Regions from separate parts of the Homo sapiens genome. Here region 1 is linked to region 2. Evidence: read pairs that join two places in POLR2A ChIA-PET (ENCODE). Cell type or tissue: PC-9. All regions are shown on one strand. Each heading gives the region's core, and the rest is flanking DNA. Links, peaks and the distances in the headings are about the cores only.

The links. Peaks named below come from ENCODE experiments on the same cell type or tissue, not always from the same donor. Only the 100,000 strongest peaks of a DNase experiment are listed, where the experiment ranks them.
Region 1: POLR2A ChIA-PET joins it to region 2 with 7 read pairs; 2 of 35 experiments call an interaction of 5 or more read pairs at or near these places.

The regions. Positions count from the first base shown.
Region 1 is chr11:73,733,007-73,738,388 of GRCh38, reverse strand. The region is part of intron 1 of RAB6A (RAB6A, member RAS oncogene family); the gene reads left to right. Among named protein-coding and RNA genes, the nearest start is that of RAB6A, 25 kb to the left of the region's middle. In PC-9, for the core only: no CTCF peak of the experiment used is centred there; no DNase peak of the experiment used is centred there; H3K27ac peaks cover 542 bases.
Region 2 is chr11:73,844,906-73,850,287 of GRCh38, reverse strand. It overlaps MRPL48 (mitochondrial ribosomal protein L48), which reads right to left. Exons shown (of 8, transcript NM_016055.6): 5 at 5,312-5,382. It also overlaps the pseudogene MIX23P5. Among named protein-coding and RNA genes, the nearest start is that of COA4, 29 kb to the left of the region's middle. In PC-9, for the core only: no CTCF peak of the experiment used is centred there; a DNase peak (open chromatin) is centred at 2,367.

The DNA of each region.
Region 1 (5,382 bases), core at 303-5,302, 110 kb after region 2:
CAAGAGCCACTGTCCCTGACCATTTTAGCCATTTTTAAGTGTGTAGTTCAGTGGCATTAAGAACATTCACATTGTAGTACCGGCTAGGCATGGTGCCTCACGACCATAATCCTGGTACTTTGGGAGGCCGTGGTGGGAGGATTGCTTGAGCTCAGGAGTTCAAAACCAGCTTGGGCAACTTAGTGAGACCTTGTCTCTATTAAAAATAAATAAATAAGTAAAAAATAAATAAAAAATAACATTCACATTTAGTACAACCATCACCTGCATAAATTTTTATAACAACTTTATGGAGCTAAAGTTTACATATCATATAATTTACTTGTATCAAGTATACAGTTTAGTGGTTTTTAGTATATATTAATAACATGTGGTCTTTTTTTTTTTTTTTTTTGAGATGGAGTCTCCCTCTGTTGCCCAGGCTGGAGTGCATGGTGTGATCTCGGCTCACTGCAACCTCCGCCTCCCGGGTTCAAGCAATTCTTTGCCTCAGCCTCCCGAGTAGCTGGGATTACAGGCGCCCACCACCACGCCCAGCTAATTTTTGTATTTTTTTTAAGTAGAGACGGGGTTTCACCATGTTGGCCAGGCTGGTCTTGAACTCCTGACCTCATGATCCACCCGCCTTGGCCTCCCAAAGTGCTGGGATTACAGGCGTGAGTCACCATGCCCGGCAATAATATGTGGTCTTTAGTGACTGATCTCTTTCAGTTAGTGTAGTGTTTTCAAGGTTCATTTGTTTTGAAGCATATTATCAATACTTCATCCCATTGTATCTGTGTACCACGTTTTGTTTATTAGTTGATGGACATTTGGCTTGTTTCTGCACTTTGGCTCTTATGGGTAGTGCTTGCCATATGTTATAATGATTTCATTATCATTTAGCTCAAATGATGATGAGTTTTAGAAACAGGGTCTTGCTCTGTCACCCAGGCTGGAGTGCAGTGGTGTGATCATAGCTCACTGCAGCCTCAAACTCCTAGGTTCAAGCAATCCTTCTGCTTCGGCCTGCCAAGTAGGGGACTACAGGTGCATGCCACCACACTCTAGTAAATTTTAAATTTTTTGTAGAGATAGGGTCTCGCTTATTTGCCCAGGCTGATCTCGAACTCCTGTATTCACTCGATCCTCCTCAGCCTCCCAAAGTGATGGGATTACATACACGAGCCAACACACCAAGCCTAAATTTCCATTGTGAGTTCTTCTTGAACCTCTGGGTTAGAAGTACATTATGTTATTTCCAAACATTTCAACATTTTCTGGATATCTTTTAGTTGTAAATTTCTTGTTCAGTTTCACTGAGGGCAGATAATACGTTCTATATGATTTCAAACATTTGAAATTTGTTGAGACTTGCTTTGTGTCCCAGCACTTGTTTTCTTTCTTTCTTCTTTTTTTTTTTTTTTTTTTTGAGACAGTGTCTCGCTGTGTCACCCAGGCTGGACTGCAGTGGCATGATCACGGTTCATTGTAGCTTTGACCTCCTGGGCTCAAGCAATCCTCCCACCTTAGCCTCTCAAGTGTCTGGGACAACAGTATGTACCACCATGCCTGGCTAATTGTTTTTTTTTTTTTTTTTCTTTTTTTTTTCTTTCTCGAGATGAAGTCTCACTGTGTTGCACAGGCTGGAGTGCAGTGGCACAGTCTTGGCTCACTGTAACCTTTGCCTCCCAGGATTAAGTGATTGTCCTGCCTCAGCCTCCGGAGTAGCTGGGATTACAGGCATGAGCCACAATGCCTGGCTAATTTTTGCATTTTTAGTACAGACAGAATTTCACCATGCTGGCCAGGCTGGTCTCAAACTCCTGACCTCAGGTGATCTACCCACCTTGGCCTCCCAAAGTGCTGGGATTACAGGCGTGAGCCACACCGCGCCTGGCCAACTGTACTTGTTTTCAATTAGGAGATACCTTCATCTAGAATTACTTTCACTGGTGAATTTCTTTTTCTTTTTTTTTTGGAGACAGAGTCTTTCTCTGTTGCCCAGGCTGGAGTGCAGTGGCACAATCTCGGCTCACTGCAACCTCCGCCTCCCGGGTTCAAGTGATTTCCCTGCCTCAGCCTCCCAAGTAGCTCAGATTGTGGGTCTCTGCCACCACACCCGGCTGATTTTTGTATTTTTAGTAGAGATGGGGTTTCACCATGTTGGCCAGGCTGATCTGAAACTCCTGACCTCAAGTCATCTGCCCGCCTTGGCCTCTCAAAGTGCTGAGATTACAGCCATGAGCCACCGCACCTGGCCTTAAAACGGTGAATTTCTCATATCTGTAATCCCAGCACTTTCCACCTGTATCGTCTGCTACTCTGGAGGCTAAGGTCAGAGGATTATTTCAACCCAGGAGGTTGAGGCCATGGTGAGCCACGATCATGCCACTGCACTCTGTTTCCAAAAAAAAAAAAGTAGGTGAATTGTATGGTATGTGATTTATCTCTCTCTGTCTCTCTCTCTCTTTTTTTTTTTTTTTTTTAAGGCAAGGTTGGGATTCCAGAAACTGCCTCCTCAAATACTGCTTATTCTCTCAAATAGACTTTTGAGGTTGGGATAGGTTTGATATTAGCAGCAAAATCCTGTAAGAGGGCCTGTAACTTCAAGATTATGTCCTGCATATGGGTTATTACAGATTTACTTGTCTGATTTATTGTTGAAGAATTTAGGTAATCTCGTATATAAGTAGAGTTACGTATTTAAATTTATTTCTTTCCAAATAAGATTGGAAAAATAAATAAAGCTTCCTAAGTTAGCTCTCTAATACTCATGGTCCTTGTTAAAGGCCTGAGATACCTTCTTTTTCTTCTAGCTAAAGTCTCCTTCAGACCTCATGTTTAAAGTTATTTTTCTCTGGAAAGTTTTTCTTTACCTTCTAGCCTTATAATAGAAGACTGCCCCCATTCACAACATGCTCTTGTACTTTTTATCACTCTGCAGTAACTTTTTGTCTCTCTGACTTAACCTTAGCAAGTACTATGTTCTGATTGTTTTTATATCCCCAGCATTTTTCAGTCCCTGGCATTTAGTATGTTCTCATTAAAAGGAAGAAATATAAGTGAGTAGGATCATTTTTCTATTATATTTGCCCTGGGCTACAAAAGTTTCAAAGATTGAGCCCTATCATTTGAATTAGAATTTATACCCAAGTTGTTTGCCAGTGGTTGTTAATACAGTCAAATGGAATGTGAATCCTACTGAGATCATTGTTGTGTCTGGCCTTCACAGAATTGCAAGAGTGTGTAATTAGCATGGTGCAGATGGTGTGATTTTAGGAATGTTATTATAAATGTTGAAATTGTGCTAGAATTTCTATTTTGTTTCTGGAGATTGCATTGAGGCAGCATAGTGAATGCAAATGTAGTTATTAAGAGATGATTTACAAATACATGCATCAAAATTTTATATTTAAACATGACTTTCAAAGGAAATGCTCATTGGAGCATTTCTCATTTCAGGCTTTTGGATTAAGGATGCTCAAGTATAATGCAAATTTTCTAAAATCTGAAATATTTATGGTTCTGAGCATTTTGGTTAAGAGATACTCAACTTGTAGTTGTCTTGTTCCTACCTACTTTTACTGAGAGACACTCTCCTTTAGTTTTTTTTCTCCTAGATTTTAGATTACTCCTGTTAGGAACCAGGCCTCACGGCAGGAGGTAAGCAGTGGGCCTGAGCTCCACCTCCTGTCAGATCAGTGCTGGCATTAGATTCTCATAGGAGCGAGAACCCTATAGTGAACTGTGCATGTGAGGGATCTAGGTTGCATGCTCCTTATGAGAATCTAATGCCTGATGATCTGAGGTAGAACAGTTTCATCCTGAAACCATCCACCGTTCCTCCTCCCCAACTCCCACAGAAAAACTGTCTTCCATGAAACTGGTCCCTGGTGCCAAAAAGATTGGTGACTGCTACTGTAGATTTATCTCCAATTTGGGTTTGCCATTTTTTTTTCTCACTATTAAACTGGATAAACTGGCCAGGTGCGGTGGCTGAAGCCTGTAATCCCAGCTCTTTGGGGGGCTGAGGCAGGTATATCACCTGAGGTCAGGAGTTTGAGACCAGCCTGGCCAACATGGTGAAACTCTGTCTCTACTAAAAATACAAAAACTAGCTGGGCGTGGTGGCGGGCGCCTGTAATCTCAGCTACCCAGGAGGCTGAGGCAGGAGAATCGCTTGACCCCAGGAGGTGAAGGTTGCAGTGAGCTGATATCGTGTCACTGCACTCCAGCCTGGGCGACAGAGTGAGACCCCGTCTCAAAAACAAACAAAAACTTGATAAACTGGGTAAATTCTTCTCCGTTATTAAACTGGAGTTTTTTTCACTTCACAAGGTGAAGTGCCCTTCTTGTCACAGTATATCAGGGGTTCTTGATAGCCACATACATATATACACTTTTTATTGGGAATGATACATATATAGTAAAGTGTTTTACTCTTTGAGAAAAAGATTTTATTTTAAAGTATAACATCCAGTAAAGGGCACAAAGTAGACAAATCTTAAATATATGGCTTGTTGGAAATTTTACTTTTTTATTCACCTTTGTAATGATTAATACCAGCACTTAGAAGATTCCTTGGCTCCCTTTCTCAGTTAGAAACCCCTTACAACTTTTCTTGACTTCTATCAGCATTAATTCTACCAGTTTTGAACGTCATATAAATAGAATTACAGAGTATATATTCTTTTGTATCTGGTCTCTTTCACTCTATGTAGTGTCTGAAATTTGTTCATACAATTTTACATGTTAGGATATTTTGTCATTGTAATATTTCATTTTATGACTATGCCACAATTTGTCCATTCTCTTTATTTATTTATTTATTTTTATTTATTTATTTTTTTTTTTTTGAGATGGTGTCTCACACCCTGTCGCCCAGGCTGGAGTGCAGTGGCATGATCTCGGCTCACTGTAACCTCCACCTCCTGGGTTCAAACGATTCTCCTGCCTCAGTCTCCTGCGTAGCTGGGATTACAGGCGCGCATCACCACACCCGGCTAATTCTTGTATTTTTAGTAGAAATGAGGTTTTGCCATGTTGGCCAGGCTGATCTCAAACTCCTGACTTCAGGTGATCTGCCTGCCTCAGCCTCCCAAAGTGTTGGGATTACAGCTGTGAGCCACCGCGCCTGGCCTAAAATACAGCTGGAGAATTAATTCCAGCAAGGGATGGCTTGATGATTTTTGAAAGACTTGGCTTAAAACAACAACAACAAAAAAATCAATGTAACAGCAGAAGCAGCTTCTGCCAACCAAGACAAGTTTCCAGATGCCATGAAGAAAATAATTGAGGCCAGATGTGGACGCTCATGCTTGTAATCCCAGCACTTTGGGAGGTCAAGGCAGGCGGATCATGAGGTCAGGAGTTTGAGACCAGCCAGGCGAACATAGTGAA
Region 2 (5,382 bases), core at 237-5,236:
GGAGTAATCAACTGCTATTTTATATTGATTCTGTAAAAAAAAAATTTTTGTTATTAAAATAATTTTCTGACTCAGTGTAAAAAAAAAAAAAGCAAGTGTAATTTTTGCCATATCCACATACTATATCATGTACTACCTTGCCACAGTGACAGATTACCTAAGCTACATTTTTGTTGTTGCTGTTTTTAAGACAGGCTCTCTACTTTGTTGCCCAGGCTGGAGTGCAGTGGCACGATCTCAGTTCACTGCAACCTCTGCCTCCCGGGCTTAAACAATATTCCTGCCTCAGCCTCCCAAGTGGCAGGGACTACAGGCGCACGCCACCAAGCCAGGCTAGTTTTTGTATTTTTTATGTAGAGACAGGATTTCACCACGTTGCCCAGGCTGGTCTCAAACTCCTGAGTTCAAGCAGTCCATGCTCCTCAGCCTCCCAAAGTACTGGGATTACAGGTGTAAGCCACTGTGCCCAAGCCTTGATTTCTTATAAAATCAAACATATACTTCACTTACTATTTGACTCAACAATCATACTCCTAGAGAAATGAAGACGTGTGTTCTCACAAAAACCTGTACATATTTATAGTGGTTTTATTCATAATTGCCAAAAACTGGAAACAACAGAAATGTCCTTCAATCAGAAAAGGAATAAACTGTGGTACATCCTTTCAATGAAACGCTACTCAGCAACAACAACAAAAAACCAAACTACTTGCAGGCAACAACATAGATGAATCTCAAATACAGTATGCTAAGCAAAAGAAGAATCAAAAAGAAAAATACTATATGATTTTATTTGTATGGAATTCTGAAAAAGGCAAAACTATAAGGACAGAACATAGATAAAAAGTTGCCACGGGGCGCAGTGGCTCACACCCGTAATCCCAGCACTTTGGGAGGCCAAGGCAGGCAGATCACCTGAGATCAGGAGTCTGAGACCAGCCTGACCAACATGGCAAAACCCCATGTCTGCTAAAAATACAAACATAAGCCGGGTGTGGTGGGGAACATCTGTAATCTCAGCTACTTGGGAGGCTGAAGCAGGAGAATCGCTTGAACCTGGGAGGCAGAGGTTGCAGTCAGCCGAGATTGCGCCACTGCACTCCAGCTCAGGAGACAGAGCAAGACTCCGTCTCAACAAAAACAAAAAACAAAAAGAATTAAAAAGGGGCTGGGTGCAGTGGCTCATGCCTGTAATCCTAGCACTTGGAAAGGCCGAGGCAGGCAGATTGCCTGACTTCAGGAGTCCGAGACCAGCCTGGGCAACATGGCAAACCCCAACTCTACTAAAAATACAAAAAATTAGCCAGGCATGGTGGCACACACCTGTAGTCCCAGCTATTCCAGGGAAGCTGAGGCAGGAGAATCACTTGAACCCAGGAGATGGAGGTAGCAGTGAGCCGAGATCACGCCACTTCACTCCAGCCTGGGTGACAGAGCAAGACTCTGTCTCCAAAATTAAAAAAAAAAAATTACAAAGGGAAGAAATTTCTACCCATGGGATTTAATGTTATTTAAGGAAAACCAGAGGGCATCCTATACTGTGTGAAATACTGAGATAAGATATGTAAAGAGCCCAGACTGGAGCAGGTAGGTAGGGAGTAAATGTTACTTCCCTCTCCTACAGTTTTCCAACAAATCCAAAAAATGCATAAAAGCAGAGCAGATAAAGAATATCTAAATACTGTAAATGGAGAGAGAAATTGTGTTAATGAATCAGAAGACTCAATATAAACAATTAAGATTTCAATTATTCCCAAATTGATCTACAGATTCAACACAATCCTAAAAAAAAAAAAAAATCCCATCGGACTCTTTTCTGTAGAATCAACAAGCTAATTCTAAAAATTTTTATGGAAAACCAAAGGACCTAGAATAGCCAAAATAATTTTGAAAAAGAAGAACAAAGTTAGAGTTGGTAATCAAACTACACTAATCAAGACAGTGGGTACAGGTGTAAGCATATATGTAACAGAATAGAGCAGAGAAATAGACCCACATATACATGGTCAACTGGCTGTCAAAAAAGGTGCTAAGATAATTCAGTGGAGAAAGAAAATCTTTCCAACAAATGGTGCTGGAAACAACTGAATATTCATATGCCAAAAAAAAAAACTTTGACCCATTATATACAAAACTAATTCAAAATGGATCACAGACCTAAATATAATACTTAAAACTATAGAACTTCTAGGAGAAAACATAGGAAAATGTTTTTTTGCAACTGGGTCAGGCAAAGATTTCTTAGATATAAAAGAAAAAGCAGAAACCATAAGAGAAAAAGATTGATAAACTGAACTTCATTAAGCTTAACTTCTGCTCTTCAAAAGACATACTGTTAAGAGGACAACAAGATAAGTCATAGACAGGAAGAAAATATTTGCAAAACACGTATCTGCAAAGGAACTGGTGGCCAGGTGCAGTGACTCACAACTGTAATCCCAGCACTTTGGGAGGTCACGGTGGGTGGATCATTTGTGGTCAGGAGTTCGAGACTGGCCTGACCAACATGGTGAAATCCCATCTCTATTAAAAATACAAAAATTAGGCCAGGCCCGGTGGCTCACACCTGTAATCCCAGCACTTTGGGAGGCCGAAGCGGGCAGATCACGAGGTCAGGAGATTGAGACCATCCTGGCTAACACGGTGAAACCCCGTCTCTACTAAAAATACAAAAACAAAATTAGCTGGGCATGGTGGCAGGCGCCTGTAGTCCCAGCTACTCGGGAGGCTGAAGAAGGAGAATGGCGTGAACCCGAGAGGCAGAGTTTGCAGTGAGCTGAGATTGTGCCACTGCACTCCAGCCTGGGTGACAGAGCAAGACTCCGTCTCAAAAAAAAAAAAGGAACTGCTATCTAAAAATAGATGAACAATTTTGAAGACCCAATAAGAAAACAAGCCATTTTTTTAAATGGACAAAAGATTTAAACAGACATATCATCAGGGAAGATACACAGATGACAAATAAGCACATGAAAAGATGCTCAATATCATTATTTATTAGTGAAGTGCAAATTAACACCACTATGAGATACCACTATAAACCTATTAATAGCTTTTTAAAAATTGATGATACCAACTGCTGACCAGGATGAAGAGTTGCCGGAAGTCTCATACATTGCTGGTGGGAATAAAAAATGGTGCAGCCATTTTGGAAAACAATTTGGCAATTTCTTATAAAGTTAAACATAAACTTACTATACAATCCAGAAATTGGAGGCGAGATTGGAGGTTGGAGGGAGGCAGAGGTTGCAGTTAGCCAAGACTGTGCCACTGCACTCCAGCCTGGGCAACAGAGTGAGACAAAAAAAAAAAAAGAAAAAAAGAAAGGAAGCCTGGGCAACAAAGTGAGGCCCCATCTCTACAAAAAATTTTAAAATTAGCCAGGCATTCAGAGGACTAGGTCATATCAGGAAAATAAAAAATCAGCTTGGCGAGTTGGTGTTTGCCTGTAGTCCCAGCTATTTGGGAGAGAGAGGAGGATCGCTTGAGCCTAGGAGGTTGAGGCTGCAATAAGCAATGATCGCACCACTGCATACCAGCCTGGGTGGGAGAGAGAGACCATGACTGCATACCAGGCTGGGTGGGAGAGAGAGACCATGTCTCTAAAAGAAAAAAAAAAAAAAGAAAGGAGGTGGGCACAGTGGTTCACTCCTGTAATCCCAGCACTTTGGGAGGCTGAGGCAGGTGATCACTTGAGGTCAGGAGTTCGAGACCAGCCTGGCCAACGTGGTTGGTGAAACCCCATCTCTATTAAAAATACAAAAATTAGCCAGGTGCAGTAGTGCGCACCTGTAATCCCAGCTACTTGGGAGGCTGAGGCAGAAGAATCACTTGAGGCAGGAGTTAGAGACCAGCCTGGCCAACATGGTGAAACCCATGAGGTGGAGGTTGCAGGGAGCTAAGATTGCACCACTGCACTCCAGCATGGGTGACAGAGTGAGACTCTGTCTCAAAAAACAAAAAAAGAAAAAGAAAGGAAATTCTGACATATGCTACCACATGGATGACCTTTGAGGATATTATGATAAGTGAAAGAAGCCAGTCACAAAAAGACAAATACTATATGATTCCACTTACATGAGGTAGAATAGTCAAAGTCAGAGACAGAAAGTAGAAGGGTAGTTACCAGGAGCTTAGGGGAGGAAGGAATGGGCAGTTATTTAATGGGTACAGTTTCAGTGTTTGCTTTTTTTAATCTTTTTTTTTTTTTTTTTTTTTTTGAGACAGGGTCTTGCTCTGTTGCCCACGCTGGAGTGCAGTGGCACAGTCTCAGCTCACTGCAACCTCCACTTCCTGGATTCAAGCGATTCTCCTGCCTCAGCCTCGCAAGTAGCTGGGACTACAGGCGTGCACCACTGCACCCAGCTAATTTTTGTATTTTTAGTGGAGACAGGGTTTTGCCATGTTAGCCAAACTAGTCTCGAACTCCTGACCTCTGGTGATCCACCCGCCTTAGCCTGCCAAAGTGCTGGGATTACAGGCATGAGCTACCGCGCCTGGCTTGTTTTTTTAAATTTTGAGACAGCGTCTCACTCCGTCACTCAGGCTGAAGTGCAGTGGCAAGAACACAGCTCACTGCAGTCTCCACCTCCTGGACTCAAGCTATCCTCCCGCCTCACCCTCCCGAGTAGGTGGGACTACAGGCACATGCCATCATGCCCAGCTAATTTTGTTATTTGTAGAGACGAGGTCTCGCTATGTTGCCCAGGCAGGTCTCAAACTCCTGGGATCAAGTGATCCTCCCACCTTAGCCTCCCAAAGTGCTGGGATTACAGGTGTGAGCCACTGCGCCCAGCTAGAGTTTCATTTTTATAAGATGAAAAGCATGATGGAGATGGATGGTGGTGATGCTTGTATAACATTATGAATGCATTTGATATCACTAAACTGTACAGTTAAAAATAGTTAAGCTGGTAACTTATGTGTATTTTACCACTAAAAAGAAAACTTGCAAAAACATGAAAGAATGTCAGACACATTATACTAAGTGAAAGAGGCCAGCCACAAACAGCTACATACTGTGTGATTTCATTTATATGATATTCTGGAGAAGTTAAAACAATAGGGCCAGAAAATTGGTCTGTGGTTGCCAGGGACTTGAGTGGGGAAGAGGGAGAAGACTGACTACACCAGGGCACCAAAGAACTTTTCAGGTTAATAGAACTAGTCTATATTTTTATTGTAGTACATTATATAACTAAAAAGAGTTAATTTTACTACATGTAAACTGTATCTCAAAAGCCTAGTTTAACAAAAAAACAGAGCATTCTACCCACACCAAGAACATCCCATACAAAAGCATCCTTCATACCTTTCCTCGACTTTAATGGAGAGAGAGTTGCAGAGGTTGTGAACATACTGGGCATAACTCTCTGCCAGGGT